2 separate regions of the Mus musculus genome follow, and region 1 is linked to region 2. A link is a contact called in ENCODE POLR2A ChIA-PET data. All regions are on one chromosome and are shown on one strand. Each heading gives the region's core, a stretch centred on a gene start or an enhancer-like site at or near the end of the contact. The rest is flanking DNA. Distances are from core to core; before and after follow the strand shown. Region 1 holds the start of Sh3tc1 (SH3 domain and tetratricopeptide repeats 1). Region 2 holds the start of Trmt44 (tRNA methyltransferase 44).

Region 1 (4,519 bases), core at 1,065-3,564, 150 kb before region 2:
TTCTGGTTTTGTTTTGTTTTGTTTTGTTTTGTTTTGTTTTGTTTTGTTTTGTTTTGTTTTTGGAGACAGAGCTTCTCAGTGTAACCAGCCCTGGCTGCCTTGGACTCACTTTGTAGACCAGGCTGGCTTTGAACCCACAGAGATCTACCTGCCTCTTCCTCCTGAGTACTGGAATTAAAAGCATGAGCCACCACGCTTGGCTTAAGTGCTTTTTTTTTTGTTTTGTTTTGTTTTGTTTTTCTTCTGAGTTCATCTGTCCCCTTGGAGATTCTTCACAATCCATTGTTGTCTGGTTTCTCTCCAAAAGTTGGCCTAGGAATTTCCCCTCTGAGGAAATCCTATCTCTATTGTCCTCCTGGCCTTCCCTCTGAGGCCTTCCATCACTGCCCAGGTCAGTCACCGCATCCTGGTGCCAGTCGGTACAGGGGGCTATCACAACCCTGGGGCTTCAAGCCATGGCTGGATCTTGGTGGACAGGATATGGGCTCTCCCATAGGTAGGACCTGGAGCGGATGCTCCAATGTCACACTTGTCCCCAAGGAGTCTTTTGAGTGTGCCACACAGGGGATGCTATCCAGAGGGATGGAATCAGTTTCAGAGTATATCTGGGGATAACAAGGATGCTGAGTACCAGCCCAAAGCCTACAGTCTACTGAGGGAGCCAGGCCAGGAACCTTTCTTTGTTCCTGTTGTGGTGTAATAGCATCTTAGCCTCCCAGGGATGGCTCTACCCTGTGTCTTAGATGCATCCTGCCCTTGCATTTTATAACCACAAGGATAGTCCATAATAGTAGTTGGGCTCATGACTTCATTCAGTGTGAACCTCTGGCCTCATTGGCCTGGATTGTGAGCACCCTGAATGGCAGGCTGGGAGCACCTGCCTCAGAAGGCTGGCCTTTGTCAGAGAGGCCCCCATGCAGCTTCCTTTCCTGGAGCCCGTGAGGAAGGAGAGGTAGGGCAGGGTGAGGAGCAACTGACCACTGACCACTTGTTTCTGTCTAGATACAGACAGCAAAGAATGAGGGGATAAAGGAGTGAGGACCCTGGTATCAGAGCCAGCCTGAGTTGTGGGGCCCCAGGAATACGCCTCTCTAAGTCTGTTTGATATCAAGCCTTTTGGGGACACCTGGATGATAGTTTCATTGGGTTATCACGAAGCCCTATGGCATGATCTAACCAAAGAGTTAACATCGTGGCAATGACAATTTGAACATACTACAGCCATGTCAGAGGTCAAAACGATGAGAGCTGAATACCTCCTAACTCTGTCTTTTGCAGAGGGGAAACTGAGGCTCAGGACAGTGACAGGTCTTGCCAGAGGGATTTCAATTGAGTCCGACTGGGGTTTGGGTGGCCCTCGGAAAGTCAGAACCATGTGGCCTCTGCTTTTTACAGTCTTTAGGAAGATCCTATTGAAGAGCCCTGGACCAGAAATGTACTTGCCCCTGCTGGTTGGCCCTGGAGTGAGTGCCCTGCATATATTGGGGGAGGCTCTCAGAAAATCCCCCTGGCCATGAGCCAAGAGAGCAGCTTCTGAGACAAACAGGATACTGCTCTGGGCGCACAGTGGGGACAATAGCCGGGAGAGGAAATGCCTCCAGACCCATGTATGGGTGTGGGCTTGCAGGGGCCTCTATTGACACAGCTTCCAGAAAAATAAGGCTGGTGGAAGGTTAGCATCTGGGGGGGCCTGCATTCTCTGGGGAGAAGGAGAGAGAGAGGGAGAGAGGGAGAGAGAGAGGGAGAAAGAGAGAGAGAGAGATCACAATGCACCTATACCTCCAGAACTCCTCACAGATGGAGACAGGCGGGAGGTATCCACAGCACCTAGTGAGTGTGGGAAGCAGAACTGCTCCATCTTTCACGGTGGACACAGCAAGGGCCTAAGAACAGGAGACGGGCCTGAATCTGGGCCACAGGGACATTCTCAGGTCAGGCTACAGCCTGTGGAAAGGTAAAGTGTGTGTCCCCTCCAACCCTCCCAGGCTTGGCTCAAGGTTGTGGTACTTGTGAGCAGAGAAGGAGACTGGACCCTTTCTTCTCCCAGAATGCTCCCTGTTGGTGTCAGTGGGCTCAGATAAGGCCAGCGGCAGAGTGAGAAGCAAAACGTGTGTATTTTGTGTGTGCACATGCAGACATATGTGCTAGGTCTGTGTATATGTCTCTAAGGCCACCCACATGTCTGCATTGCATGTGTATGCACGTGTGCAGAAGGGAAAAGGGAACAGAGAGCTGGGCTGGGTTTAGCAGGGCAAGAGAGCCGGCCTCCCGTGGACTTCCCCAATCTCAGCACCAAGGGTGTCCCCGGCCTTTACCACAGAGCACGGGGCTGGCAGTGGGCAGGCAGGGACAGGGCCTGGCTCTGGTCCACAAGGAGCTAATGATCAACTGGCCACTGGAGTCCTTGCCGCAGCACCTCAGCCTGCCTTGGGTCTCCAGGCCCCTAGGCTCAGGGAGGAAGTGGGGCAGGAAGCAGGGGGCGGTGGCAGTACTGAGCAGTCAGCCGGCTGTGGGCGGACTCTGCCTGTCCAGGCCAGCTGGAGACAGCCCGTAGGCCAGTCAGCAAGGAGCCGAGCCAGTAGTGGCCACCTGGCACCTGCATTCCTGAGCCTGGGAGGAAGCTGTCTGAAGAACTGATCACAGGTAAGGGAGTATGAACAGAGGGTATGGGCTGTGTGAGTGTGCTGTAATCGGGAGAGCCTGGCTTTGCCACAACTGTATCTAAGAATAGTATTCCACCTTCCTCTTTCTTCTGGCTTGCTTCGGGTTGGGGTGAGCTGTTGGAGACTGGCACTCAGCACCCCGGGGCTCTGCTAAACTGGCCGAGATTGCTCAGATGAGACCGACTGCTAATTGTGACTTCGGACCTGGCCTTCACACTGACTCTTTGCAAATGTGTCCTTGAGGTCTCAACCAGATCATGGGAATTGAGTGGCAACATAGAATTCAAAAGCCACTGGGCCCCAAATGATGAACTCTATCTAGCCTTGGTTCATTCCAGGCTGTGACAAGCACGCCTGTACTAGCATGGGTGCTTCATGGCGCCCCCGTGGCTGTGACCTGGCCTTTCTGAGGTCACTCTGGGTTTCTTTATGCTAGCCAATGAAATGCATGGCTTGACTAGAGTCACTGACCACTGTCTCTGGAGACCTCAACAGGCGCAGGCTGCGTCAGGGTTCCAGGGTTCCAGAGCCTCCTTTCGCTCCTTGTCCTCTCTGCCTTCCTCACCCTAGGATGAAGAATAGCCACTTGCAGGTGGGGCAAGAATCCAAGTTAATTGTGTTCAGGTTGAGGGATGAGACTCCCACCACCTGACTTACAGTCCCTGCTGCTATGACCCTGGCTGGCCCAAACCTTGGGTTGTACACCCGTGATAGGGGTGGGATAGGGCTCACCCTCTGGGATGAGGTTAAAGGTCAAGACTGAGGAAGATGCTGTACAGTGCTGCCGCCTTTATATGACACGTTGTTGATTTCATGAAACTTCTTGCGTCAGGCACAGTGCCTGTCTCTTTAGTCCATAGAATCACGTGAAGCCCATTTTCCCTGAGAGAAGCCTTCAGGGTATCACTGTGTTTCATGGCTGCCATAACAAACTACGACACACTTGTTCTCTTAGGGTTTGAAAGCCAGAAGTCAGAGACAAGGGTGCTGCCTCCAGAGTTGCCAAGGCAGGGTCTCTTCCACTTCTTCCAGCCCCTGCTTGTCCCTGAATGGCCCCTGCTTCTGTGTCATATGTCCTCTTCTTCTGTGTGTCTTGTTCTCTGGAGAAACCCCAGGCACCAGGCAGAGACATCACTTTAATCTGGCACAACCACCTAGTCTAATTGGGACCACTCTAATCCAACATCCAACAGGACCGCGCCCTACGGAGGTCAACTTCATCTGAAACCACCTGTTCCCAATCAAGTCCCCACTCTCAAGTTCCTGGTCAGTGTGACTGGAGAATACTGCCACCTCCAGGCAAAGTCTCAATAGCCCTGCAAAAGCAGAGGCTGGGGATGCACCTTGGTGGGTCCCTGGCCAGACCTTTTGGAACACAGGCAGGGCTAACCACAAAGGCTCCTCCTTCCAGCCTACCATACTGTAAGCCAGCAGCATGTTGTCTAGCTGCTCGATCTTCCCAACATCCTACGAGGAGGTGTTTTTGTTCTCATTTTATGGGTGGGTAAACTGAGGCATAGAACATTTCACCCTCCACTGAGATTGGCCCTGGGTCTCCATGTTCCAGCAGTAAACTAGATGTGCGTTGGAGGTCAGAGCCTGGGGTGGCTTACATGGGGACACCTGATGCTTCTGCCACCTGGGCAGAAGACAAAGGCTGAAAAGAAACTCTGCAGGCAGCCGCTTTGGGGTGCTTGAACTCAGCAAATGTACCTTTGAGGCTTCTGGACACTGCCTGGGGCTGGGCTGCTGCTGGAGCCAGCGGCCAAGCAAGCTCGTGGAGGGAGGACCGTGCAAGGAGGAGGGGGCTCTATGCAAGTAAGGCAGTGCCTACTTCCTCCCTGTGGCAGCATTTG
Region 2 (4,780 bases), core at 1,000-3,499:
GAAGTCCTTTGCTCTAACTGGTTAGAGGCAAGAGGAAGCTCTTCAAGAACTGTCTGCTTTGTGGTGGCTTTTGTATCCCTTAGCTTAGGCTACCCTTGAGTTCATGGCAGCACACAGCATTAACAGCAGCCATTTGCACCCTCTAGTGTCATTATCTGTGTAAGCTTAAGGTTATGGGACCCTTAGTCCTACAGTGACAAGTGTTACAGCTCTTCTATAGGGTTAGAGTGTCAGAACCCCACAGCCTCACACTGCACCAGTGTTAACAGTTCCTGCATGTGGTGTGTCTGAGCCCCTTGACTCCCAAGTCCTGACAGCTCTGTGGAACTCTTCAAGCTCTTTACAGCCTTCTCTCCGTCAGCCTTAATTCCTTACTCTCACTCTTTAGCCCCACTGTATGATTTCTGCTCTGGCTGCCTCTCTTGCTATGACCACAGCCGCGGCTATTGTTTGCTACTGCTCCATTTTGCTGTCCTCACTGGTGTTGCAGCTGCTGCCGTCACTCTCTGTTACCACTCACCGCCAGCTCCCACCACCCCCTCTATTACTTCCAAACTTCCCTCGGCCACCCGTGCAGTCCCCGTTACTTGAGCAAAGCAGCCATAGTTGTTGTTTAGCTGCTGTAAAGTGCCCCTGGTTCCCTAAGGGACATAATGAAACCCAGGAGCAGCAACAAAGTGAAACTTTGGCCTACATGGGTGTTGCCAAGAGGTTGGGAGATGAGGTCAAAGATGCGTGTTTGGCTCTTTGGACCATTAGAGCAGAGGCATGTGGTTGTTGTGCTGATATAAAAACACAGCTTTGACCTTAAAGGGAGTGAGGGATAGCTTAGTCTGGAGACAAATATGAGTGACTATGGTTTAAAAACTATGTTCATACGTGGTGACAGTTTTTTTAATAGTAACAAAATCCATAAAGTAAGTATTTTTAAAATACAAGGATGGGTACCAACAGGTAGGTGGGTTAGAACAATGAGGGGAAATTGCTGGAGACATTTTTAGCCTTCATGTTGGTGGAAGCTAATAGTTTGTACATTCCAAAGGATTTAACAAATACTTTGTTTCGGACCTCAGGTAACAAAGTAAGAAATGAAAGACCCACAACGTGAGGACTCCCCCACGTTCTGACTCAGGAGAGGCGACACCCCAAAATCACCCACAAGAAACGGGCCTGTTGCAAAATGCAAGAGGATTTTTATTCAAGAGCGCTCTCGGGCCCACGGTCATACACCACGAAGGGGTAGAGGACCGTGGCGCCCCGAGTAGCTGAGTAAGGGGGTATTTAAAGGAAGAAACCACAACTCAAGGAGGTGGGAAGGGCATTGTTGGAAAATAACAAAAATACCAGTTAAGAGTCACAAGGAAGTGCAAAGTTACAAGAGTCACGAGGAATACCTGGTAATTGTGAGGGTTATTTTTCAAAACAGTTTCTAAGAGCCCCTAACAAAAGCACATTTGTATATGGCAATGGTCAGGGTGACTTTCTTTGAATGAGCACTCTTTGAACCCAGGAAGCGGGTGGGTAGAGGAATGTCGCTATCTGTTTTATGATTAGCATACCTTTACAAAGGCCACATTCCCAAGCCTGGGCCTAAAGGCCTAGAATTCTGTTTTTACTTTGTTATACTTTCAGAACGTCTGTGTTATAGGTTTCTTATGTTTTCTGATGCCAGCTTTATCTTTTGGGTTGGTAGGAGGTTACTTTCTGGCAAGTTAATGTATTCCAGTCAAAGAATTTGGAGTCAGACACAGGTGGGCAATGCATGGCTATAAAGGAGCTAAATAATCGCCCAAGGTAATGCTAGCTTTGGGTCCGCATTCCAATTCTTTACAATCATGAAGTTGTAGTTAGCCAACCAGCTTTGTAGAATCCTTCATATAAGTGTGGCTTTCTGCTGAGTGTATCAGTTACGTCTTGTTTGCTCAAGTAACTTCCTCTCCTCTCAGTATTATTAGCTTTGTCGTGAGAGGTGGAACCTCTGGGGGCAAAATTTCATTTAGGGGGCACGAATCGGATGTACCGCTTGGGAGCTCTTATTTCCAAGCAAGAAAGCAAGCAGAGAAGGGGTTGTACATTCAGTCGTTGAGGACCCCAGGAGGCTGTATCCACTGCGGCCCACACTCTGCTCCTCCCGCGTCCCAGGCTCCGCCAGCGGCTCCGAAGCTACCGCCCAGCAAAAAGGACAAAGGGATGGCCTTCCGGGTCCAGGCTCTAACTCCCGTGAGTCAATGCGCTTCCGGGTCGCGTCATCCCAACGCGCCGAGCGCGCAGCCATGGAGGAGCTGGGTAGAGTGCGGCTAAGCGATCCTGATGCCCTGCTACCTGCAGGCTTCTGGGCCGCCGTGACCGTGTGGCTGGAGAGGCCACAGGTGGCCAACAAGAGGCTGTGCGGCGCCCGCATGGAAGCCCGCGGGAGAACTTTGCGGTCCCACGCCCAGGCGGAGTGTGGACCGCGGCAGGGACAGGGACACGGGCTGGAGAGGGAACCCGGACAGGCTTCTCCTAAAGGAGAGCCAGAGTCGGGACCTAGGGCGAGCCGCGAAGGCACCGCTCCCGCGGCTGACCTGAACTCGCTATGGGACCGAGTCTCCCAAAGCCTCGTCCACGCCAATCCGGAAATGCTGGCCTTCCTCTGTGGCCCCTCGTTGGGTCCTCAGCCTGAAGCCGCGCAGGAGCTCGACCTGATTCTCAGGACTGTCATCCCGAAAGCGAGCCCGCACTCCCCACTCACAGAGCCGAAGAAAGAACTGGTAGTGCAAGGTAGGAGAGTAGTGGGAAGAGCGCAAACAGACTGAAAAGCGTTCGCTTTTTGAGACAGGGCCTTATATGGCCTGGAATTCGCTATGTAGAACAGGCTGGCCTCGAACTCACAGAGATACACCCGCCTCAGCCTTCCAAGTACTGGGATTAAAGGAGCGCCACACCACCCACCACCCAGCTCTGGCCTTGTATTGTCTAAGTGCTAGCTATAATGGTGTGTCCAAAGTGTAGAGCCCTCTCCCCAGTGCTGGACAGCCACTAAGGACTGGAAAGCATTACTCTCCTGTCCATCGCTGCTCAGTTCTACTTCCAAGGGATCCGTTTAGAGCAGTTATGACCTGATAGCCTTGTCTTTCCCCCTCAGATGTCTCCAGTGGGAGTGTCACCTTTTTGCCCTTGGAAGAAGATAATGAGGGGAATTTGGAGGTTAAAACGAGCAACGTGTATCAACTCCATCTCCATCACAACGAAGGAGAATGGTAAGAGCTGGACGCTGCTGTTGCACCACTATGTGATGCCCATCCCGGATGTCCTATCAGCAGTCAACTGGAAGATTCTGGGGTACAGAAGAGCCAAGGTCTTGTGTTGGTTGGCTGATCTCAGATGTATACTATAGTCACCACTCTGCTGGTTCCTGGCGCTGGTACTGGATTGGGGATCACAATGTAGCCAGAGTCCTTGATCTCTATATTCCATATGCCGGTAGGGGTGTACAGCAACTAGCTGGGGTACTCTGTTAGTCAGCTTTCTGTTGCATAATACCCAAGGGAGTCAACTTAAGGATGCTTGAGGGCCAGTGAGATGACTGTGCATAAAGGTGCTCGTTTCAAATCTTACAAGCTGAGTTTGATCCCTAGAGCCCACATGTTCTGTGAGCTGTCCTCTGTCTTTTAAACACACACACACACACACACACACACACACAGATATAGATGTATGTGTATAATTTTAAACGGGTATCATATTTTAGTTTGTGATCATTCCCTCTTTGGTTTTGGGGCCTGTAGTGAGGAACTAGGAGCATAAGGGACCATGGACAAAATCTGCCCTTAAAAGCCCACCGCCAACACAACTCCCTGCTTACTCCAACAAAACCTCACTCACCCTCTAAGTCCCCACCACCGCCAATGTCCCTTAAGCTGAGTGTATCTACGAGTTAGCCTGTTGATGAGGTTGGTCCTGTCATGGTCCAGTCACCTCCCCAAGGTTCCACTTTTAAACTCAGCTGAATTGGGGACTGAGCCTTCAACATAGGAGCCTTTAGGGGACTTTTTATCTAGACCAAATTCACATGAGCTCTATCCGATTATCATACTGCTATTTGTGTATCTTGGTCCAGAGTAGGGGGTGGAATATCCTGTCATAGTTTAGAGTCCCTCTTATAAAGTACAGGTTTGTCATTCAGTGGTAGAACACCTGCCCATTTTGTGCCTTAGCGAGGTCTTGGGTTTGATACCTGCAACAACAACACGCACACACACACACACATGCACATGCACACACACACACACACACATACACATACACACATTGAAAGAATGCTGTAGTTGCTCCTCCCTTCTGGGAAAATGAACATGTCACTTAGGACTAAGGATTGAAGCTAGCATTCTCATTGGTATTTCTCTTATTTTTGAAGGTTCATATCTGTTTTAATTTTCTGTCCAGAGAGATGGCATTCAGATGGTGTTGTCTATCCTAAGCCTGCCTGGCTCGGAGAAGAACTGCTGTCCAAGCTGGCCAGGTGGGCGGTGGAGAACAGGAAGAGCGAGTTTAAAAGCACACTTTCCCTGGTGTCTATCCTGCGCTATAGCAGGATGTACCAGGAGCTCAAAGAGAAATACAGAGACATGGTAAAGGTAATGCTAGCGGCGTGTCCGTGGTCCCCTCATTTAACAAGTGATTAACCAATGCCTACCAGGGAGACCCTGTTGCCTGTGGGTACCACAATGAAATCCAACTTTGGGTACAGATAGTGTAAACCAAGCACATGTTTGAGTACAATTTTAAAACCAGAAGTAAA

The links. ChIA-PET counts read pairs that join two places held with the same protein, here RNA polymerase II (POLR2A).
Region 1: POLR2A ChIA-PET joins it to region 2 with 12 read pairs in Patski. The contact joins the promoter of Sh3tc1 here to the promoter of Trmt44 in region 2. POLR2A ChIA-PET finds 5 or more read pairs at or near these places in 3 of 5 experiments (Patski and embryonic stem cell).

Annotation. Positions count from the first base shown.
Region 1 is chr5:35,727,071-35,731,589 of GRCm38, reverse strand. Sh3tc1 (SH3 domain and tetratricopeptide repeats 1) reads left to right here and starts at 2,314. Exons shown (of 18, transcript NM_194344.2): 1 at 2,314-2,643.
Region 2 is chr5:35,572,539-35,577,318 of GRCm38, reverse strand. It overlaps Trmt44 (tRNA methyltransferase 44), which reads left to right and starts at 2,249. Exons shown (of 11, transcript NM_030208.3): 1 at 2,249-2,760; 2 at 3,125-3,239; 3 at 4,397-4,616. The coding sequence starts at 2,274.